2 separate regions of the Homo sapiens genome follow, and region 1 is linked to region 2. Evidence: chromatin loops called from intact Hi-C (ENCODE). Cell type or tissue: PC-3. All regions are shown on one strand.

Region 1 (2,500 bases), 96 kb after region 2:
ATTGTTTGGATTCTCATTATGCCCACCATAATCAGAATTATCAGCCTAAGTGAAGACTGAAGTATTTTGGAGCTCTGGTCCTTGCTACATGGGTTTAATTAGACAAGAAAATGCCCTGAAAGTGAGGTGAACCAAACAAATGTCAACTTTACAGGCATTGAAATTGATTTCAAAATGTTTGCATCATTAAATTAAAATAATAACAATTCATTAGCCAATTACATTGCTCAATTTGAATATACAGGATTTTTCCTCCTAGATTCAAATTAAAAAATTCAGAGATGGTCAAAATAATTTTGAAAGAACTTACGTTTGTTCTGATGCCAGGTGGGGGTCTTCTGAGGGAGGATTTGCTATGAAGAGTGTTCCAAGAACACTCCAAGTGTAAAGCCATAAACATTCATTTGTGGAGATGTCATACACTTTAAGATAACTCGATTTTCTCTAGTTTGGTCTTCATAAAACTAGACTGTGACTTTCTCCTTGCACTCCAAAGCAGAATATAATCCTTGTTTACAAAATAAGCAAAACATACCTTTATAGCAATACACATTTTATCTTATCACACTATATTATGCCTAGGGAATTTCAATTAAATGGTACCATTAGTTTTCCCTTCAATTTTGGTTTTCTTTAGACCACAAAGTGTTCAAGGCTGGGTCTAATTGGCATAAATGTGGTGTGAATTTTACCACTAAAGAGCAAATCTGTTATTATTATTATTATTTTTGAGACGGATTCTTGCTCTGTCACCCAGGCTGGAATGCAGTGGCGTAATCTCGGCTCACTGCAACCTCTGCCTCCCGGGTTCAAGCAATTCTCCTGCCTCAGCCTCCCAAATATCTGGGATTACAGAGGCCTGCCACCACCCCCAGCTAAATTTTGTATTTTTAGTAGAGACAGGGTTTCAACATGTTGGCCGGGCTGGCCTTGAACTCCTGACCTCAGGTGATCCACCCGCCTTGACCTCCCAAAGTGCTGGGATTACAGACATGAGCCACCACACCTGGCCCAAATCTGCTGATTTAGGTTAAAAAACAACGTATCCTACTCTATCCTTATTGAAAACCTATACTGATCATTGCCCAATTTTCCCTTGAGTGTGTGCTAGAATGCTAGGGCTCTACTGAGAAATTTCAAAAACCATTTTATTTTTTTATTCATATAAATTTAAAGAGTACAAGTGCAATTTTGATACATGGATATCTTGAATAATGATGAAGTCTGAGCTTTTACTGTGTCCATCACCTGAATAATGTACCTGGTACCCATTAAGTAATTTCTCATCACCCATTCCCTCTCACCCTCCCACTCTTTCAAGTATCCAATTCAAAACTATTTTAAGTTAAGGAGTTAGTATTTAAAATATATCAATAGCCCATTTCAGACAGCTTTGTGTCAAATCACTTTCCCATGCTTTTATCCCTAGATGACTCAGTTGTCTTCACATTTTTTGTCCAGTGTAAAATTTTAGATTTCCCTGCATCTTGCTCCCCCTACTGCCAAGTAGGTGTATGTGCTCCTTAAAGTAAAAACAAATGCCACATTCCAAAGTACTTTTTGAAATGCTTTTTCTATAAAATGCATGCCCTTCCCTGTTGTCCCTGACCTCCCACCAAAATGTGAAGTGATCTGGATAATAACATTTTCTTTTTATCACCATTGCTCCCATTAATAGCATATGCTTACTCTGTATTCTTTCTGAATTCTTTTATGTAGCTAGGCTCCCATCCTGGAAATGTGAACAAATGTCGGTCGCAAGACTCACTGCCAGTTTTCTTTAACCAGAAGTACTAATGCCGGCCACACTTCTCACCACTGTTCCTTCTATTCATCAATTTCTTTAGCAAACATTTATCATAGACCTTCTAATTTTCAGACTCTGTCTTTAAGAATGAAGATATCAAAAATATGTACTTTTTGACCTTGAAATGTCATATTCTAGTAGAGGACACTGATATGTAAACAAATAATTTCAATGTGTGACATGTGGAGGAGAATTTTATGAAAATAGCATAGTCAAGAGTGTACATTTTCAGCACTGAGCTAGCTCTAAAAACTTTCTCACCTGCAAAATAGGACAAGTACCTACCTCAGCAGGTTTTTGTGAGTATTAAATGGCACAAGGCATATAAGGCCGTGTGTCTGGCATATGGTGGGTGCTCAGTAAATGCCGGCTACTATTATTACTAGTTAATAATGACATGATAATAACCAGCAATTATTTGGTTTCCAGGAGTAGGAACTATTCTCTCAATCACTCACCACTTGGAAGTTTCTTCCCCTGGTGTGATACAGAATTTTGAATCATTCAGGGTTCACTCAGAAAGCAGAGGCACTGTGAGCTCTCTATGGCACAAGGGATTTAGTTCAAGAATGGGACGTTGTCTGGTCGTAGGAGGATCTGGGGAAAGTGATGTTCCAGGAAGGAATTTGGAGTTTCGGGGGAAGTCACCAACCTGAGAAGTTAAGCACGTCCAAGCACCGAAATAAGGCTGCA
Region 2 (2,500 bases):
AGGATCTGGCTGTCCCCTGGAGGTTGGAGAGGAATGCCTGAAAGATGCCCTCCGGAGTCCAGAGACTCCTAAACTCGGTTCCCTCAGTCCTCCCTGCCAGGACACAAGACCTGGTAAGGAAACAGCAGCTGGGTTGCCGCACACTCCTTTAGCATTGAGTGATTTGGGGTTGGGCAGCGACACTTTTAGAGAAAGTGGCTCTAACTCTGAACAGTTCCTAACCTAGTTTTGAAAGTCATTCTTTGCTTTTGTAGTAAATGAAAAATATCCCTGCCTTCTGGCCTGCGTGCGTTCATTCAGCCTTCATTCATCCACTCAACAGGTATTTGTTGAGCATCAGTTATAAGCCAGACAAACACATGGCTCAGAGTCTCAGGGCAAATGAACCATGGAACCAACACAAGCACCCAAGTCATCCCCCAGACAGACTCTTCCGCTCCTCTAGACTGTCCATGACCTCCTGTCTTCACGCCTTCTGTTATTGGATTTCTGGGGCAGGGTGTAATCCAGGCTACTCAAGCCCTGTTATCATTACTCCACAAGAGTCATGTTAATTGGATCCAGCCACCCAGCCTCTTCCTGCACCCAGGGTGGGTCTGGAGAGAGGCCATGGGCTCAGCACTCTTCTGGACACACACCATCCCAGCAGAAGCAGAATGCTGGCTACTTACAGAGTTTGAAAGTTTCTACTGGCCGTATTTAACGTAATCAGAAGAAACAAGTAAAATTAGTTTTGACGACATATTCTATTTCACCCAATAGATCCAAAACATCATTTCAACATGTAAATCAAGATTCAAAAAATTATTAAGGAGATATTTTACATTCTGCTTTTTCTACTAAGTGATCAAAATCCAGGAGGTACTATAGCACATCTCAGTTTGCACGCTTCACATTTCAGGTGCTCTGTAGTGTGGCTAGTGGCTACTGTTATTGGATAGTACACAGGTGTGGGGCATCCAAGGCTCTTCATTCAACTTCTAACCCTCTCGATAGCCCACTAAGCAGTGGACAATCTCTGACTCTTGTGTGCTTCATCTCCCATATTTATATAAAATTGGTTAAGAGACTGCTTGTGATGAGGGAAGACCAATAGCTAAAATTAGAAAACTGCAGATATTCGTTTATGAATTCTGGATAATAAGGGTATGAGAAACAGAAGACAGTGCAGCAGACAGGCCATGCCCATGTCTGAGGAGCAATATGACTTGGCATCTAAGAAACAGCATGTGCTGAGTGCCTGCTGTCAGAGAGAGGAGCGTTCCTGAGGAGCTCCTGTTCCCATACGGAAATAGACAGTTGTCCTGCACATCATGGTGAAGCCTCTCTTGTTCTGCTTTTTACTTTTGTTTTGTGGATAAAGAAATGGAAATGAAGGGGAATGAGTAGACTCAGAAGCATCAAAATCAAGAGAAGAAAGTGCAGCTGAGAAATGATAGCTTCAAGCACGTTCAGTACGCAGGGCATGAGAACAGGTGATCGTGGGAAGAAAACAACGTTCCCAGCTGAAAAGCCATCTCTGAACATTTCCTTGCTTCTCCAGCAGAAGTCACTATGGAAGCACAGGTCCTGGGTGGAGTAACTTCTCAGTCAGTGCCAGATAAATTGATGGGACTTGGTCGGTGACTGTCACAGATTACACAGTGGGTGAGAGCAATCACATAATTGGATTTGGGGACCGACTGCATTTTTTTTATTTCCTCCTTTTTGCAGCAGAGAACACAGTAGAACTGCTACCCCTTTCATTGAAGAGAAGGTTACTTGTGAAATGGGTCTCCGTTTTTAGTGGGATTAAAAATAACTCAAGGCCCAGTCATGCAGACTGTGGTTTACCATTTATGACTCACTTGCTTCAGTTTTGTTTTGTGAGGCTTTTGTGAAGAAACAGACATATTTTTAAAGAACATTTCCATAAAGGATTTTCCTTCTCATTTGTCAGGGTAGAGCAGAGGTGGGAAGGATGGGTGAGAGGGCAGAGAAGAAATCAGGGACCTACCATTATGTTATTTTCAGACAAAATTAAATCCTTTAGTTTCTAAAAAATATTCTTCCTCTTTTTAAAAAAAAAAAACAAAACAATAGAGACAGGGTTTCTCTGTCACCCAAACTGGGATGCAGTGGTGCGATCATAACTCATTGCAGCTTTGACCTCCTGAACTCAAGTGATCCTCCTGCCTCAGCCTCCCAAGTAGCCAAGACTACAGGTGCATGTCACCATGCCCAGCTAATTTTTTCTTTTTTGTAGAGACAGGGTCTCACCGTGTTGTCAAGTCTGGTCTTGAACTCCTGGCCTCAAGCAATCCTCCCAACTTGGCCTCCCAAAGTGCTGAAATTACAAGTGTGAGCCACTGCACCTGGCTGAATACTTTTCTTTTTAATCTGTGGAATGGGAAGCAGACGGTGCTCTGCCTCGTGTCGCAAGTCTGTTTGGTCGTTTCACTGGAAAGGCAGCCCTAGGTCACACGCTGTCCACAACTGGCAGGTCTGGCTGTCTCAGGCA

Evidence for each region. Hi-C counts contacts between places; a loop is a spot of excess contacts. Peaks named below come from ENCODE experiments on the same cell type or tissue, not always from the same donor. Only the 100,000 strongest peaks of a DNase experiment are listed, where the experiment ranks them.
Region 1: it touches region 2 in a loop (4-fold over the local background); 3 of 110 quality-filtered maps call a loop at or near these places.

What each region holds. Positions count from the first base shown.
Region 1 is chr18:5,878,579-5,881,078 of GRCh38, reverse strand. MIR3976HG (MIR3976 host gene) reads right to left here. Exons shown (of 10, transcript NR_172496.1): 6 at 2,460-2,500; 7 at 311-508. Among named protein-coding and RNA genes, the nearest start is that of TMEM200C, 16 kb to the left of the region's middle. In PC-3, a CTCF peak has its summit at 1,497 (motif pointing left); a DNase peak (open chromatin) is centred at 1,478.
Region 2 is chr18:5,974,543-5,977,042 of GRCh38, reverse strand. All of the region lies in intron 16 of L3MBTL4 (L3MBTL histone methyl-lysine binding protein 4), which reads left to right. The region is part of intron 1 of LOC121725015 (a long non-coding RNA gene); the gene reads right to left. Among named protein-coding and RNA genes, the nearest start is that of TMEM200C, 80 kb to the right of the region's middle. In PC-3, CTCF peaks have their summits at 1,351 and 1,553 (motif pointing right); a DNase peak (open chromatin) is centred at 1,792; H3K27ac peaks cover 534 bases.